2 separate regions of the Homo sapiens genome follow, and region 1 is linked to region 2. A link is a loop called in an ENCODE intact Hi-C map of the cell type or tissue named here. Cell type or tissue: dorsolateral prefrontal cortex. All regions are shown on one strand. Each heading gives the region's core, and the rest is flanking DNA. Links, peaks and the distances in the headings are about the cores only.

Region 1 (9,669 bases), core at 3,759-7,758, 510 kb before region 2:
ATAAAAATTAACTTTCTCTTTTGAAAGCCTATACTTATCCTTTGACGTGGTTGCAGAGGTTGGTTTTGCCAGACTGGGAGCTCTCAATTCCTGGAGACTGACTAAACCTGAGACCGGTCTGATTTTCTAACAGGAATGTAAATATAGCAGAGACTGGATCTCTGGGGATCGGCAAGGTGCCAAAGCTTTTCTTAAAAATGGAAGTGGCTACACACCACAGCAAGTCTGTATGCTGTGGAAATTTGGTTTCCAATATATATTTAACTCATTTTAAATATGGAAACAGTGTATTAATTTGCTAGGACTTCCATAACAAAATACCACAGATCAGGTGGCTTAACAGAAATTACTTTTCATATGCTTCTAGAGGCTAACAGTCCCAAGCTCAAGGTGTCGGCAAGTTTGTTTTTTTTCCGGAAGCCTCTCTCCTTGGCTCGCAGATGGCTGCCTTCTCACTGTGTCTTCATGTGGCATTTTCCCTGTGCACGCACACCCCTGGTATCTGTGTGTGTCCCCATTTCCTCTTCTTAGGAGGATACCAGTCAGATTGGATTAGTGCCCACCCTAAATGGCCTCATTTTAACTGAATCACCTCTTTGAAGGCCCTATCTCCAAATACAGTCACATTCTGAGGTCCTGGGGGGTCAGAGCTTCAACATACTAATTTTGGGGGAGACACAGTTCAGCCCATAATACACAGTACCCAATTAAGTAACATTTATTTTGCTCTATTTATTAACTCCCTGGGAGAGAGTCTGTGCTACTATGCCTGTACCTGAGCCAGAGAGAACAGACGATTCTTGACAGGAATAGGTGGGTGGGGAGGGAGTTCCTCCAAGATCGGGAGTTGAGGATTGCTCAGGATTTAAGAAATCCTTCCTGGCTTTTTCCTTCTCATATGGAACGGTTAAGTTTATAAAATACTTCTTAGTTAACTAGGTTACTTATTATCTTCATATCAAAACTATTCAGATCCCAGTTTTAGCATTTCATTTGGCTTTTTTCATTTTTTAATACAAAGCAATAGCAGCATGGAAAATTCACACAATAACTTTTTAAAAACTGAAGATAAATTTTCATAGTGGTACATTATATCTCTAGAATGCATTTTTCTTTGCTTTCACTGTCTTATGTAATGTAATGAATTGTAGATGATGGATAGGAAGTGCATTGTTGCCTTTTTTGTTGCTGGCTAGCCAAGTCTTTGAACAACATCAGTTATTTACTAATAGCCACAAATGTTTACACTGCTAAGAAAGGAATTATTGACTGGGCGCAGTGGCTCACCCCTGTAATCCTAGCACTTTGGGAGGCCGAGGCGGGTGGATCACCTGAGGTCGAGCATTCAAGACCAGCCTGGCCAACATGGCGAAACCCCATCTCTATTAAAAATACAAAAAATCGGCCGGGCGCGGTGGCTCACGCCTGTAATCCCAGCACTTTGGGAGGCCGAGGCGGGCGGATCACGAGGTCAGGAGATCGAGACCATCCCGGCTAAAAAACGGTGAAACCCCGTCTCTACTAAAAATACAAAAAATTAGCCGGGCGTAGTGGCGGGCGCCTGTAGTCCCAGCTACTTGGGAGGCTGAGGCAGGAGAATGGCGTGAACCCGGGAGGCGGAGCTTGCAGTGAGCCGAGATCCCGCCACTGCACTCCAGCCTGGGCGACAGAGCGAGACTCTGTCTCAAAAAAAAAAAAAAAAAAAAAAATACAAAAAATCAGCCAGATGTGGTGGTGCATGCCTGTAATCCCAGCTACTTGGGAGGCTGAAGCAGGAGAATTGCTTGAACCCAGGAGGCAGAGGTTGCAGTGAGCCAAGATTGTGCCGCTGCACTCCAGCCTGGGTGACAGAGAGAGACTCCGTCTCAAAAAAAAAAGCGAAGAATTATTTGGCCATCATTTACCTTTTTTGTTTTTTTTTAAAGAGAGCAGGTCTTACTACGTCACCCAGGCAGGAGTGTAGTGTGCAGTGGCTGTTCACAGGCACCATCATAGCGCACTGTAGCCTCCAACTCCTGAGCGCAGACAGTCCTCCTGCCTCAGGCCTCCCCAGTAACTGGGACTGTAGGTGCATGCCACCACACCTGGCTATCATTTACTTTTCTAGCTTGCATATGAATTTATGTTGTTTTAGTAGATTTTTTTTTTTTTTTTTTTGAGACGGAGTCTCTGTGGCCCAGGCTGGAGTGCAGCAGAGTGGTCTCAGCTCACTGCAACCTCAGCCTCCTGAGTTCAAGCAATTCCCCTGTCTCAGCCTTCCAAGTAGCTGGGACTACAGTCACACACTACCACGCCCAGCTAATTTTTGTATTTTTAGTACAGATGGGGTTTCACCATATTGGTTAGGCTGGTCTTGAACTCCTGACCTCAGGTGATCCACCTGTCTTGGCCTCCCAAGTGCTGGGATTACAGACCATGAGCCACTGCGCCCAGCCTCCCTGGATTCATGTTAAAATAAAGTTTCTCCTCATTCTTCTCTTACTGTGTTATGATTGTAAGTATGTTTATATTAAAACTTAAATTATGAGAATTAGGATTTCCTTATAATATTACAGTATGTGACTTCAGATGATCTTGTTTCTCTCTTACCAGAGTCAAGCCAAATATATTCTCCTACATGGGAACCAAAGATAAAAGGGCTATAACAGTTCAAGAAATTGCTGTTCTCAAGTAAGTAGAGAGCACGTAACAGGATTTATACTGTAAATATCCTGGCACTGCTTTTCAGAATTCTCAAATTTACTTTGGGGGTTTCTCTCTCAGCTTTAGATGGTGCTTCTGCCTATTTAAAAATTACTTTTCATTCTGTTTTTTTCTTCTTCTTATCTATGAAACGTGTATTATTTGTGTAATTTTTAAAGATTTTTTTGGTAAAGCCAAGAGAATAATGCTTCTTTCTCTCTTTTGTTCATTCATTGTTAAATATGTTATTTAAAATTACAACATAGTGAACATGCTGTTTTGTTGTACACCCGAGAGCTACAGATAAAAGCAATAGTCTGTGTTTTTGAAGCAATTATAATTAGTGGAATAGACGGACATGTAAATCAGAACTTCTCCTGCAGTGAGATAAATACTGAAATAGAGATATACTTTGGATGTTAATGTATGCCTGTCAACAAGCATGGGAGTTGATGTGGAGGGAACACAGGAAAGCTTTCATAGAAAATGGGATGCTGAGTTTTAATTTAGTTCAAGGCTTCTCAACCTCTCCACTGTTGCCCTTCGGGGCTGGATAATTCTTTGTTGTAGGGACTGTCCTGTGCGTTGCAGGATGTTTTGCAGCATCCCTAGTCTCTACCCACTATGTAGCAGTAGCAACTCCTTGCCCAGTTATGATAGCAAAGAATGTCTCTAGGCATTGTCAGATATTCCCTGAGGCCAGAATTGCCCCCGATTGGGAACCACTGGTCTAGATTCTAGAAGGATGAGTAGAGATTTCCTGGGGCTGGGTAGGATTTAGGATTGTTTTTTCCAAACCAAAAAAGCAGGTTAAGAAAAGACGTTGGAAAGCATATTTGGTACCTGGCATGTACTTTAGTTTTTGAGGAGCATAGCGAGAAATAAGGATCTAGGAGTTAGGCAGGATGTAGATCCTGAAGGGCCTGTTAGGTCAGGTTGAGGGTCTTTGCCTCAACCTTAATCTAAATGGGGATTGGTGTATAGAGGCTGGATTATGGATCGCCGGTGGAGCAAGACATGCAAAACTAGAGACCAGGGCTATTGACGTATTCTGGGGAGGGAGAATAAGGGTCTGAACCCAGTTAGTCACAGTGAAGGTAAAAGAGAAAGGATGAATTTAATAGCTGTACTGTGTCAGACACATTTAGGCTGTCTTATTAGTATACCTCCAGAGGCAAGGAATGGTGGGAGAGAGAAATAACATAGGGGCAAGGAAACTTCTGGGGGTGATGGATGCATTGTCTTTAATATGGTAATGGTTTCATGGGCTTATACACATGTCAAAACTTGTACATTTTAAATGTGTACAGTGTATGTCAGTCATACTGCAATTAAAAATAAAGTACGCTATGTTTGCTACCTCTACTTAAATACATGTATTTATTTTGGTTTCTCGGATTTTTTTTTTTTTTTTTTAGTCTTGCTGTGTCACCCAGGCTAGAGTGCAATGGTGGGATCTTGGCTTACTGCAACTTCCACCTCCCTGGTTCAAGTGATTCTCCTGCCTCAGCCTCCCAAGTAGCTGGGATTACAGGCATACACCAGTGCACCTGGCTAATTTTTATATTTTAAGTAGAGATGGAGTTTCGCCATGTTGGCCAGGCTGGTCTTGAACTCCTGACCTCAGGTGATCCACCCACCTCAGCATCCCACAGTGTTGGGATTACAGGCATCAGCCACCACGCCCAGCCCATATATTTATTTTGAATTTCCTCATCTTTTTATAAAGAATTTATGGTGGTATCTCCTCTTTACCCCATAATCCCCTACAATTGGGCTTCTTTCCCACTACTTTTCTGATTCCCCTGAAATAATGTAGTTGTTGAACCGGTTGTATCGTAATGTTTATTCCAGTTCTTTTTCTTCCTTGACCTTGAGACAGTGGCATGATGTCATAAAAGCAGTCATCTCACCATTGCTTTTACTGGTGGTGTGTACAAATATTGAAGCATTTGAAAGAGAGCAGGAGTAAATACATGAAGATGATGGTGTTCCTATCTGGTGGCCTGGTTTCATTTTCTCGCTGTGGCATATAGAATGTGGAGTCATTTGCTCAGAGTGAAGGGGCAGGAGTGGGTAAGGGAGCTTGAAAGAGAGTGGAGATTTGAAATAACCTTTGTGGGTAATGGACCAGGGACTCCCCAGAAACTCAGAAGAATGGGGGTAGGGGGACAGGGGTTTGAAGGCTCAGGCTTTCTCATCCTCTGTGGATAGAGGTCACAACAGAAGGTTTTTGCCTTGTTTTTGGTATCTAAAATACCTAGTCACCTCCTGTGATTTCTAGCTGGCTCTGTGAATTTTGTTTCTGATTAAAAAAAAAAAGTCAGTTTATTTTGTTTCTTTTTCTTTTCTTTCTTTCTTTTTTTTTTTTTTTTTTTTTGAGATGGAGTTTCGCTCTGTTGCCCACGCTGGAGTGCAGTAGTGGGATCTCACCTCACTGCAAGCTCCGCCTCCTGGGTTCACGCCATTCTCCTGCCTCAGCGTCCTGAGTAGCTGGGACTACAGGCGCCCGCCACCATGCCCAGCTAATTTCTTGTATTTTTAGTAGAGATGGGGTTTCACCATGTTAGCCAGGATGGTCTCGATCTCCTGACCTCGTGATCCACCCGTCTTGGCCTCCCAAAGTGCTGGGATTACAGGCGTGAGCCACTGGGCTCTGCCTATTTTGTTTTCAACACAGAAAGAACTAGGTAGAAAATGAAAGGCCTGCCATAACTGTACTTCTTCCGAGATCACCTTATTCACAACATGGTATATATTTTTTGAGGGACTTTTTTTCCTTTTTAAACAGCAATACTTATGTATTCTTATTTTGAACAATAGATGGTGTACCTTATTTCCTGTAGGTATATAGCAAAATATGTTTGAATGTATGGATATATCCTAATTTAAACTATTACTCTATTTTTGAATGTTACATTGTTTCTCGTTTCTTGCTGTTATAACCCAGTCCATGACAGACGTATTTGTAGCTAAATCTTGGCACACATCTGTGATAACTTCATTAAGATAAACTTAGCAGTGAAATTACTGACTTAAAGGGAATATGACATTTTAATGTGGTTTGTCTTTTTTCTTTCCATCTGCTGGTCAAAACACAGAGAAATTCTCTCTCTCTTTTTTTTTAATAGCAAAGCCTAATTATCCTGCAAAAAAGTGGTACCAATTTACCACCTTTATTCTGGTTCCCTAGAATCTTCCTCAGCATGGTGTTATGATGGGGACAGGGAGTCATTTGCTAATTTGAGGGTCAAAAAATGGCATCTTGTTATTTTATTTTGCGTTTTCTGATGTGAAGTCTTAGAATAGTTGAAGACCAAGAATATTTCTTTTTTTTCTTGGTCAGCCAGCAGATGTCACACTTCATCAGGACACTGCTCTGTCCTCAGATTTTTGCTGCCTTTATCATCTTCCTGTTGACTTAGTAAGAAACTGTGTTAGACACCTAAATGTTGGCCCTCTGAAAGCACACAGCACTTATCTCACGGATACAGGCTACACCCTTAGTTTGTTTAATGGATACATGGGGCCAGGCAGATTGGCCTTTCCCGTGGGAACTTGTGAACAGGAGAAACCCACTCTGCCACACAGGCATTTGAATGACTGCTGGATTGATCGGTCCTGGGGATAAGCAGCACGTCTTTTCAGCTTCATGAAACTCTAAAGCCACCTAGTAATTTTAACAGGGTCTCAGGCAGGAACAGTCTCATTCAGAATGATTTGTTTCTTTTCCTGCCTGTTCCTGCCAGTCTCCTTTCTGAACTTGGGCCAGTATTTCCCTGGCTTTGTTAATTAAGGTTTTCTGTGCATCATGTTGCTTAATTGGTTCCTGATGTTTAAAAGCAAGATTTTTATATTCCCTAGTTACTCACTGAATTTGCTGTAAATTTACAACCAAAGACCTTGATCTGGGATCATCATAATTAAAACTGTGAATAGTATCATGAAGACATTGTCAGCTTCATTCCATTTCTCAGGGAGCACCCATACCAACCAGAACTGAGTATAGTTCTTGCTTTTTGCTGTGCCAGTGGAATTTAGAGATGGATGTCTATCGTATATTCAAGAATTGATACTACTATTCGGCCACAAAAAAGAATGAAACAAAATACTGATATATACTTAAAACATGGATAAACCTTAAAAACATTCCACTAAGAAGTCAGGCGCACAAGGCCAGATATTGTATGATTCTGTTTATATGATGTGTCTGAAATAGGAAAATCTATAGAGGCAGAAAGTAGATTAATGGTTGCCGAGGTCTGCAGGGAGAGGAAACGGGAGTGACTGCTGAATAGGTACAGGGTTTCTTTTTCAGGTGATGGAAACGTTCTTGAAGTATATAGTGGTGATGGTTTCACATTGTTGTGAATATACTAAAAATCACTGGCATGTACACTTTATAACAGTTAAAATGGTGAATTATACATGTGTATATATATATTTATTTATTTTATTTTATTTTTTGATACAGGGTCTCGTTCTGTTATCCAGGCTGGAGTACAAGTGGCACAATCTCGGCTCACTGCAACCTCAGCCTCTGAGGTTCAAGTAATCCTCCTGCCTTAGCCTCCCGAGTAGCTGGGATTACAGGTGTGCACCACCATGCCCTGCCAATTTTTGTATTTTTAGTAGACACGGGGTTTCACCAGGATGGCCAGGCTGGTCTCGAACTCCTCATCTCAAGCAATTCAGCCACTTTGGCCTCCCAAAGTGCTGGGATTACAGGCGTGAGCCACCATGCCCAGCCTTGTGAATTTTATATTATGTTAACTTTATCTCAACTTAAAAAAAAAAAGGACAGAACTATCAGGCACTTCTGTGGCACCATCAGGAAGCAGTCTCCGGAACACTCTCTCTAGGACAGCTCCTGACCCTGAATTGTTCTGTCAGTTTCTACAGCAGTAGTTCCTGGCTGAAGAGGAGTTTTGTCCCCCGTTCCTCACTCTGTTCATACTGATCCTCCGCTTCTAGATTCCTTGGGATACAATCCCTGGGTTAATTCGTGCTCTTGGGTTCTACCATTGCTCCCATACATAGTCCAGGAATTCAAGGTTACAGTGAGCTATGATTGCACCACTGCACTCCAACCTGGGTGGCAGAGCAATTCCTTGTCTCTAAAAAAGGAAGAAAAAGTTATATAAGATAAGAAAATATACAAAAATCAATATGTACAGCTGGGTGCGGTGGCTCACGCCTGTAATCCCAGCACTTTGGGAGGCTAAGGCGGGCAGATTACTTGAGGTCAGGAGTTCCAGACCAGCCTTGCCAACATGGTGAAACCCCGTCTCTGCTAAAATTACAAAAATTAGCTGGGCTTGGTGGCAGGCGTCTGTAATCCCAGCTACTTGAGAGGCTGGGGGCAGAAGAATTGCTTGAACCCAAGAGGCAGAGGTTGCAGTAAGCCTAGATCACACTAGTGCACTCCACTCCAGCCTGAGTGACAGAGCAACACTCTGTCTCAAAAACAAAACAAAACAAAAAAAAAAAAGAAAGAAAAATAAATATAGCACCTGGATAGGTGCAGTGGCTCACGCCGGTAATCCCAGCACTTTCGGAGGCCAGGGTGGGCAGGCATGGTGGTGCATGCCGGTAGTCCCAGCTTCTCAGGAGGCTAAGGCTGGAGACTTTGTAAGCCCACGAAGCAGAGGTTGCAGTAAGCTTAGATCGCACCACTGCACTCCAACCTGGGCGACAGAGACTCTGTCTCAAAAACAAAAAAGAGATATAGCACTTAAAGCAATTTCATACTGGAACATGACTAGGTAGAATAGAGTAATCCTAGACCCAGATACATCCAAGGATTTAGTACGTATTCAAAGTATCATTTAAGATAAGTGGAGAAAATAATGGTTGATTCAAAAAATAATGGTTGATTCAAAAAATGTTGGATAACTGAGTAACCATCTAAAAAACCATTTAAGTGTGGCTCCCCTACCTCATTTCCCTTTGCTAAATAAATTCCAGGTGGATCATAAATTTGAACATTAAAATGCAACTTTAAAAGGACTCTACTTAGGCCGAGCAAGGTGGCTCATGCCTGTAATCCCAGCACTTTGGGAGGCTAGGGCGGGCAGATCACCTGAGGTCAGGAGTTCAAGACCAGCCATGACCAACATGGAGAAACCCTGTCTCTACTAAAAATACAAAATTAGCCGGGCATGGTGCCGCATGCCTGTAATCCCAGCTACTCGGGAGGCCGAGGCAGGAGAATCGGTTGAACCCGGGAAGCGGAGGTTGCAGTGAGCCAAGATCGCGCCATTGCGCTCCAGCCTGGGCAAAGAGCAAAACTCCATCTCAAAAAACAACGACGACAACAACAACAAAAAACAGTACTCTACTTACATTTGAGATTAAAAAAAAAAGAATCTCTGACCAGGTGTGGTGGCTGACCCCTGTAATCCCAGCACTTTGTGGGGCTGAGGCGGGAAGATCACTTGAGTTTGAGACCAGCCTGGCCAACCTGGTGAAACCCCATCTCTGCTAAAAATATAAAAATTGGCCAGGCATGGTGGTGTGTGCCTGTAGCCCCAGCTACTCAGGAAGCCAGGGCAGGATAATTCCTTGATTTCAGGAGCCAGAGGTGGCAGTGAGCTGAGATCATGCCACTGCACTCCAGCCTGGGCGACACAGAGCAAGACTCCGTCTTAAAAAAAAAAAAAAAAAAAAAAATCTCTGACTGGTGACATCCTAAGTATGAGTTAAATCTCAGAGCTTTTTTTTTTTTTGACAGCCAAGCTGGAGTGCAGTGGCACGATCTCAGCTCACTGCAACCTCTGCCTCCCGGGCTCAAGCAATTCTCCTGCCTCAGCCCCCAAGTAGCTGGGATTACAGGCGTGTGCCACCACACCCGGCTAATTTTTGTATTTTTAGTAGAGACGGGGTTTCACCATATTGGCCAGGCTGGTCTCGAATTCCTGACCTCAGGTAATCCGCCCGCCTCGGCCTCCCAAAGTGCTGGGATTACAGGCATGAAGCACCGCGCCC
Region 2 (9,284 bases), core at 5,285-9,284:
TGGTACAGGGCGTATCCCTAGCCGCCTTCTGTGTCATATGGGGCGCCGCCCTCCAGCCTAGGAGAGGCGGCCGCTAGGAGGGGCAGAAGGGCCTTGTCTGCCCCGGTCTGAATACCCCAGGCGGGGTCGGAAAGCGGGTCACAGAAGAGCCCAGTAAACTGCAGGGGTGCAGCTCGTCTCCAGGAACCGGCAACCCCCAGGGCCGCACAAGCCGGTAACAACCCATAATCCGATCCTGTCTTCGGGATCAGAAGAGAGGACAGCTGGCCCGCGCGCCAGCTCAGTTCCTCCTCCGCATTCTTCAGGAGGAGCCCCAGAAACGCACTTCCGCCGCGCGGGCCTGCCTCCACGCAGGGCGCGTCCTAGGCCGGTTCATTTCCGCCCAGCGCTTTCTGTGGCTAGGGGAGTCAGGGGTTTCCTTTTCCCTTATTCGGGCTCTTATGTTACCCCCGTTTTCCGTTGAACCCTTTTCTCCCCTCTTGCCCTCCAAAAAAGCAGTCTGCTGCCGCTCCCGACTTTTCTCGCTGAGACACCGTCAGCTCACTCCGAGCCCAGCACAGCGGCCATCTTCGGTAAATTCTGGCAGCAGCCCGCCTGTTCATTGTCCTGTGTGCCCAGAGGAAAGAACTACTCATTTTTCGTGATCAAGCTAGGGGAGGCAGGAGCAATAATGGCCCTGCTATAGGACTGGCTTTTATTTGAATTCCAACTCTTCTGCCACCTTAACCAGCTGTATCCAGATTTTAAAAGTTAATCTATCCGAGCCTCTTATTAAATATTAGGTTGATGAGATGATGCATGCAAAGCGCTTAGAACAGTACTAGGCATAAAGCGTCCGACATAAAGGTTAAGTAAAAGTAAGGAAAAGCTATGGGGATGTATTGAGTATCTCTTTGCCCAATGACGTATTAGTCGTATTAAATATGGAAAGTGCCTTTGATTCGCCGTGCCCATGGGAGAAGGCATAGGAATGGCCTTTTCCCACCTGTAATCAGAGAGCAGGTGTTTCAAGAACGCCTCAATATGTTTGCGATCTCTCACGCAGCCTTTCAGGCTCCTAATTCCTACGAAGTTTCCGCTTTTATTCAAATTGGCTCACTCCTTTTTGCAGGGCTTTGTACTGAATGAGTATTCTTTTAAGGGTGGTGGACAAGCAAAGGTTTGGTAGCATCACATTTTTAATTTCACAGGGAAAATGGGTATGAAACATCTTCCCAAGTACATCTTAGACTGCCAGCTGACAGCAAGCCATAATGCTCCCCAGCTCTTGGGCCCTACACCCCCTCTCCCCCATCCCCGCTTTAGTTCTTTGTCATTGCTCATGGACAGCTGGTTTGGGGACCAGGTGCAGATGATGGGAGGTGTCTGAAAAACAGCAAGTGAGAAATGCTAGTTTTGTTGTTTTAAGTTGCACTGATGACTCCAGTAGTTATCTGTGCTGCTTGTGATAATTTATAAGGCAATGATAACGAATTAAACATACAAAAGATTATTATCTTCCACAGGAAAAAAAAACTGCAAACTTGTGACACCATTTATGATCCACTTAGTCTTGAGATACTGAGTAATAGAACTTTCTCCTTTTAGGCTGAGTTATGAACTTCGGTTTGGTTTCTTTCTGCAATCCCTGCAGGGCCATAAATTCTTGGCCCTTAAGACTGGGTGGCCCATAACAGACTCAGTGATACCATCAGTAACCACAATTCACACTGGAGTCAAGTTATCTGATTCCCACACCAGTTGGAGAACTGGAGATTCCTTAGAACTTTTAACTGTCATGTTTTCAAAGTTGACATGGAAAATTTTACATGAAGCTTAAAAATACAACTAATCTGTGGTGATAGAGACGAGAAGAGTTAAGCTCTAAAATTAGAAGAGCAGTTCGTTTTGAGGCAGCACTGATTGGGAGGGAGCATGGAGTATATAATTACACATTTCTATGTAATGTAAAAATGTATAGATTTAAGATTTATGCATTTTATGTAAATTTTACTACAATAAAACGAAAATGAAAGAAGACAGATCATAGTTTAATCAAATATTGTGTACAAAGTAATTTCTGTTAAACATTTATATTTTTATGTGTATATGTATCTTTTACATGTATGTGTTAAGGATATGCATTAAAATGGTAATAACTTCCTCTGCCTGTTGGGATAATGGAGAGTTTTGTTACTTTTTGTCTTTTTTTAAAACATGTTCTTCAATAATAATGTATTGCTTTTGTAATTATGAAAAACAAAAGTTATTTTGTAAATCTTTGTTACTGATAAGAGATGGGTATTCTGTTAACTACTCAATTCTCATGTAGGAAAACAAAATAAATAATGTCTATTTGATAAATCGAGAAACAGAAGCATTACTTAGAAATCTGAGTTACCTCTAAAATAATGACTGGCATTTGAAGTTGAGGATGGGTCTTGAGTTCCTGTGATTTTAAGCTCTTGGATATGAGGGTTGGGTGAGTTCCTCTTTTTCTCTTTTAAAATATATGTATGTTTAACTTTGCTAAATAAAATTTAAAAGATGCAATGTATCTCAGTGCAATTTTTAAAAATTTATTTTCATCCAGGTTACTCTACCCTTTCCCTTTGTCATTCAGCAGGCAGAACAAGGAAAAATTAAACTTCTAACTGAAAGGAACTTTGAATAGCAATCAATATCAAATTAGAGACAAAATATAAATATTGCTCAATATAAAATGAGGGTTTTTCTTAATTGAGGGGACAGAAATACAGCTTCTCAGTTATCATAAATTGCATCTTTTTTGGGGAGGGCCTTTTTGGCTTGCATCCATTACCAATTATATATCTTTCACTACTGTGGGAACTGCATTATGGAAACAGCTAAAGCTTGTGTATTTAGCGCCCTCTAGTGCATTATCTTATAACTGATAATACTCCAAACAGCTAGAAAAAATGTAAATCTCAGTCCACCTCCCCTCTTTGCACCTACATGTTTCCTAGCCATGAGACATTAGGCTGTGACCTCACAGTAGTTCTTTAATCTCTAGGCTTCAATTTTCTCATTTGTAAAATGAGGACGATAATAAATACTAGATAGGGTCCTGAGAACTAACTGAATGGTCTATGCTTGTGACATGAATGCCTGGCACATAGTAGAAGCTCGATTAGTGCTAGCTACTCTAACATATAAATAGATCGAGTCAGTACTAACATGATTAAAGACAAGTAATCTTGACTCAGATGTCAGAATCTGCTAGTAGGAAAGTGGAAAATGTTAAAGAGGAACCAAAAAATAAAGAATGAAGGCCTGGGTTTGATACTCATCTTTGGTTCCCTTTTGAGTCAATTGATGCCAATTCTGAAGTCTGGGAACATGTTAAATTCCTTTGCATCCTTCACAGTGCATATAATTGCACACTGTCAACAAATATTTGTGTTAATATTCAAGCTAAATGGTTAGCAAACAAGATGAAGAATGACAGAAAATAATAATTAGTATAAAAATTTGTATTTGGATTCAACTTTCTGTTATTTGAGGCAGAAGCCAAATGCCATTTTTTGGATTGTAGCTTCGGAACAGGCTGTGGACAAGATTTGTGTTACCCGTGTGCAAATGAGCAGCATAATTATACTGTGTGTTTCATATGTTCGCTATGTGACTTTTGTGACTCATTACTGACAACGACAATAGTAGGTTCTAGAATCCTGCCGTCATCCATTCTCACCCATTTTCAGCATTGCATAGGCTATACAGCTAAAATTTACTTCCTCAGACACATTCCAAGAGATACCTTCTCTCCACATAGTCTACATGACCATCTATAGTTCTTTTCCTGCACTGACAGACATAGACTTTGGTACTTAATACCAGTACTTCTTGGGCTCTCCAAGAACCCAGTTGCTTGAGGAAAGCATTGGGTGCTTCTCACCCTGAGTCCCTGGAATCTTTGGTTGGGCCTGTATATAATAAATGTCCCCATTGCTTATTTTTCTTGTGTGCTTTATATTAGACATGTCACAGTGTTGTCTCTCCTTCCCTTCCATTGCCTCAGTGCTAAACCAGACCAATTTTCTCATGAAAGGTACATGATACAGGTAACCATGCATTGTGCCTCTATTAATGCTTATACATTATGCTAAGCATTTTACATCCACTACTTCTTTCACAACCACATCCAGTAATAGAGTATTCCCATTTTCCAGAGGGGAGAATTGCCCTAGTTCACACAGATAAATGGCAGAGCCAGACTTCCAACCCAAGTCTGCCTCTAGAATCTGTGGATTCAACACTGCATCAGAAACTCCAAAGGGAAAATTTTGAGTTGTCTGTCTCCAGAAATTCCTGCAAGGAAAATCATGAAGCTCCCTTTAGGCACTAAGCCATAAGTTCTGAGGCTTCATCCTTTTCAAGAAAACCCACCTACCTAGCCCTGATAATTATTAGAACTGCGATGACTCACATTTACTTGGCACCTCACAGTTTTCAAAGGTTGGCCCATGGGGTATCTCATTTTATTTTCCAGAAAATCTTTTGCGTTCATCATCAACTGAGTGTCCAAGCTGGTGAAGCAAGTTCTTTTCTGGCAGAAGATTGCAGCTCCTATTATTTACCCCCCAGGGGATAAACTGCAAATCCCAGGCCTTACAGCTGGGAACACAGAGCTAGCTGTGCAAGCATATAAAAAACCTTGACAAAGCAGGAGGGGGGTTCACATACTGGCTATCCTCATTACAGTGCATTGGGCAAGGAGCTCTCCCACTGGAAGCTGTATCACAGAACCACAGGCACTGCCTTGGCGGGCAAAACCACATTCAGCAGTTCTTCAATCAGCCAGGGCCTTCCCTGCCCGTGTGCTCATTCATTTATGCTACGCATGTGGTCTCTTATAATTGCTTTTCCTCTCCTTAACTCTCTTTTCATACCCCAGCCCCTACCCCCAACTCCCTCTTGTCCTTAAAAGCTTCTTCCTGCTTTACACCTTAACCTCTTTGTAGGATCCCAGTAAATGCCAAGGCTTGTGGGGGTGGAAGATTATAAATCAAAGCCACAGACACAGACATGGGGGAGGAGCCACCCAGGGGGTGGAAGGGCCACAACTTCAAAACAAATGAGCCTCTTTCATCCCAGTGGGATTTTTGTTTTTTAAGGTCTGCAGTTCCGGTGGGGCATTAAATCAGAAGCTATGGTTTCTGGGATTTATAGGAAGAACAACAACTAGAGAGTTGTCCATATGTGTTCCCTGAGTTTCAGCAAAACTTGGGGGCCTAGAGAAGTCCTGTTATTTTTAAAAAAGTGTCGTTTCTCCGTTAACAAAATAGGTTTCACATTTTAAAAGCAGCTTAAAGCATAGCATCAACCATTCTTCCTCCACAATTGAGAAGTTCCATTAAATGATAGAAGGGGTCAGATTTGAGATATCTGACTAAATATTATTTAAGAAAAGTTAAATTTTGTCAGTTCTCAATTATCTGTGCTAGTGGAGGGGATCCAGGGACAGAATTCCACTGGGACTTTAATTCACTTGTTGATTTGCATTTGGCATTATGAGGCATTTTAGTAATGAACACTTTAATATGGGTGTGCCTGCAGTTCTGGAAATTTACAACTGTTTATAGCAAATAACAAAGCTACTCAGTGAAGATGCTGACAGGGCTGGAATGCTGTCAAATGACTTTTCCAGCCTCTGGACCAACTCTGTTTACTGAGGCCTGGAAACAAAATAGGCTTTGGCTTCAGACAGGAACGTTTAAATCCTTAGACTCACATTATCAAGTAGTTTAGGAAAAAAAAAAAAATCCTGATGCTGCTGTGTAATTTTTCAGATTCTTCATTTGAAAAATGGGAAAAAGAAGTAATATCACGTACCTTGACCATGGTATCAGAGAATGACCTCAGAAGTTGTGAGGGAATTCTCAGACAAAACTTTGAAATATAATCCAGGATTCAATCAGGTATTATTTTAATCTTTAAGTAGTCTTGATGGGTTGCAAACTTTCATGAATAGAGGAGAGCTGCTAAGTACTTGGGTTAAGAGGGCTTGAGACCAACTCCGGTATAAATTGTGACATTCTGTCTATATAGTATAAAGGACGCTCAGCATAACCCAAGAAGGTCACAGACCAGAATCACTGGCTGAAACCTCTGGCAGTGACCAACCTCAACTCAAAAGGTAAGTATATTTTGTGTTCCTAAGAATCCAGAAAGTTCAAAATTTCTATTAAGAAGTTGCTGCTGGCCAGGCACAGGGGCTAACACCTATAATCCCATCTCTACAAAAAATACAAAGAAGCCAGGCATAGTGACAGGCACCTATAGTCCCAGCTACTGGGGAGGCTGAGGCAGGAGGACTGCTTGATCCCAGGAGGCAGAGGTTGCAGTGAACCAAGATTGTGCCACTGCACTCCAGGCCCAGAGCAAGACCCTGCCTTTAAAAAAAGAAAGAAAAAAAAAGTTACTGCTTGCTAGAAGACCTGAGACCTTCCCATAGCCACATGAATGGGTATGGAAGTAAATTTGCCTCCAGGAGAGCCTTCAGATGAAAAGGTGGAAGCCCAACACCTTGATTACAGCCTTGTGAGAGAACCTAAATTAAAGGCACCTAGCTAAGCTGTACCCGAGATTCCTGACCCAAAGAAATTGTGAGATAATAAATGTTGTTTAAAGCTGCTTTTAAAAAAAGAAGTTTCTGCTCTACGGTTTATCTTCAGTCAACTTATTCTGTGTGTTAATACGTGAGCCATTATAACTCTCAATACATTTGAATTTGCACTAAGTGGCAGATGTGGCCTTGAGTTCTCCACACTGCCCAAGAAGCCAGATGGCAAGAAGGCTCATTTAGGCAGCCCTCCTACACAAAACTCTGCACCACATGCACAAATTCTGAATTGTGTCTGTAGGAGGAGGGGGTGGTTAGAATCGGGCAGAAAGAGCCAGAAACCAAGTGCCCAAGCATTCATGATCTGCTGAAAATACCAAGTGAATTTCTGCAGTTTCCTTACCATCCATATTATATAACATGCCCTGGATTAAGGACTCATTCTTCATCACTGAGGTAGAATTGGGTCCTTGTGCCCATAAACAAAAGAAAGCTTGGCTAATGCAATTGTACATTCTTTCCAAAGAACACATTTGTTTTCAGATGAGGAAGTCAGAGCACTGTTGTGCTAAATGTTTAGATCTGGTATTACTTAGGATAGGGGTTGGACAACTGTAACAAACAGATGCCAAAATTGAGTAGCAGTTCAGTAATGTCAGGGGCCTGCTTTCCTTCTCTTGGTGCTGCCACCCTCAATACATGGCTTCTATTTCACTGTTTAAGATAGCTGCTCCAGCTCCCACCCTCACATCTGTGTTCCAGCAGAAAGGGAGAAAATGAAGACACTGTCCTCACTTTTAAGGATAACAATCTGGGCCAGGCACGGTGGTTCATGCCTATAATCCCAGCACTTTGGGAGGCTGAGGTGGGCAGATCGCTTGAGTTCAGGAGTTTGAGACCAGCCTGGGCAACAGGGTGAAACCCTGTCTCTACAAAAATAACCCAGGTGTGGTGGTGTGCGCCTGTAGTCCCAGCTACATGGGGGGCTAAGGCAGTAGAATTGCTTGAGCCTAGGAGACTGAGGCTGCAGTGAGCCATGTTCTTGTCACCGCACTCCAGCCTGGGTGACAAAGTGAGACCATGTCTCAAAAAAAAAAAAAAAAAAGAATCTGGATGTTGCATACATCACTTTTACTCCCATCTATGACCATATCTGGCTGCAAGGGAGGCTTGGAAACTGGATGACTCTGTATTCAGCTAAAAATTCCATTATATAAGAAGAAAAGTACAGATTGGAAGATAAACTAGCACTTTCTGCCAGGATTCCCTTCCTGTGGCTTACCCCTCCAAACATACCTGATTAATATTCAAACTGCTGGGCGAAAAGCCTATTTAATTCCCTATGTAAAGAACATGTTGAAAACTAGAGGCTTGTCCAGGTGCGGTGGCCCACACCCGTCTCTACTAAAAACACAAAAACTAGCTGGACGTGGTGGTGGGCACCTGTAATCCCAGCTACTCAGGAGAATTGCTTTAACCTGGGAGGCGGAGGTTGCAGTGAGCTGAGATTGTGCCACTGCACTCCAGCCTGGGTGACACAGCAAGACCCTGTCTCAAAAAAAGAAAAAAAAAAACTAGAGGCTGTTTTGCACCCTCTATTTTTTTGGGTAGCACAGGTAGTACATGTTTATTCTTGAGGGGAAAACAAAATACAAATCAGTAAGAACTTAAGAATTAACATCATGAGACTCTATACCCAGTGATAATAATGGTAGGATTTTGATGTCTTTCCTGATAGACTTTCCTGAAACAAATGTAGACATATATAACATACAATCTCATGGTGCCGATTTACATTATATAATGTCAATCACCACCATCGTGATGATAAATGGCCAGTACTATTGTGTATGTCAGGTGGGGAGAGGACTTTAAACCTAACCTGTCATACAATTGAAAGAAAATAGAAATTGGGAGAATTGGATTTCACTTCTACCTCTTCACTGACCAACTGACCCTGTGTCACCCTGAATCAGTAACCTAAGAAAATCTTTTTTCTTTTTTTAAGACAGAGTCTCACTCTATCACCCAGGCTGGAGTGCAGTGGCGCGATCTCGGTTCACTGCAACCTCTGCCTCCAAGGTTCAAGCAATTCTGCCTCAGCCTCCTGAGTTGCTGGGATTACAGGCATCCACCACCACTCCCGGCTAATTTTTTTTTTGTATTTTTGGTAGAGACAAGGTTTCACCATGTTGGCCAGGCTGGTCTCGAACTCCTGACCTCAAGTGATCTACTCGCCTCAGCCTCCCAAAGTGTTGGGATTACAGGTATGAGCCACTGCAACTGGCCCCCACAAAATCTTTTTTTTTTTTTTTTGAGACGGAGTCTCGCTCTGTCACTAGGCTGGAGTACAGTGGCTCAATCTCAGCTCACTGCAACCTCCGCCTCCTGGATTCAAGCAATTCTCCTGCCTCAGCCTCCCGAGTAGCTGGGACTAGAGGTGCACGCTGCCATTCCTGGCTAATTTTTTTGTATTTGTAGTAGAGACGGGGGTTTCACCATGTTGGCCAGGATAGTCTTGATCTCCTGACCTTGTGATCCGCCTGCCTCGGCCTCCCAAACAACTTAAAACCTTAATGTTTCCATTTCTCCATCTGTAAAATGGAAATTAGTTACATTTGATTTTTCTTTTTTTTTTTTTTTTTTTTTTTTTTTTTTTTTTTTTTTTGAGACGGAGTCTCGCTCTGTCGCCCAGGCTGGAGTGCAGTGGCGCGATCTCGGC

The links. Peaks named below come from ENCODE experiments on the same cell type or tissue, not always from the same donor. Only the 100,000 strongest peaks of a DNase experiment are listed, where the experiment ranks them.
Region 1: it touches region 2 in a loop (2.6-fold over the local background); 16 of 110 quality-filtered maps call a loop at or near these places.

Annotation. Positions count from the first base shown.
Region 1 is chr7:105,484,541-105,494,209 of GRCh38, reverse strand. PUS7 (pseudouridine synthase 7) reads left to right here. Exons shown (of 16, transcript NM_019042.5): 7 at 2,593-2,670. Among named protein-coding and RNA genes, the nearest start is that of PUS7, 33 kb to the left of the region's middle. In dorsolateral prefrontal cortex, for the core only: CTCF peaks have their summits at 6,049 (motif pointing right) and 6,061 (motif pointing right); no DNase peak of the experiment used is centred there; H3K27ac peaks cover 1,277 bases.
Region 2 is chr7:104,974,995-104,984,278 of GRCh38, reverse strand. It overlaps LINC01004 (long intergenic non-protein coding RNA 1004), which reads left to right. Exons shown (of 1, transcript NR_039981.2): 1 at 1-2,532. Among named protein-coding and RNA genes, the nearest start is that of LINC01004, 12 kb to the left of the region's middle. RefSeq lists enhancers at 65-364, 665-754. In dorsolateral prefrontal cortex, for the core only: no CTCF peak of the experiment used is centred there; a DNase peak (open chromatin) is centred at 6,827; H3K4me3 peaks cover 310 bases; H3K27ac peaks cover 3,254 bases.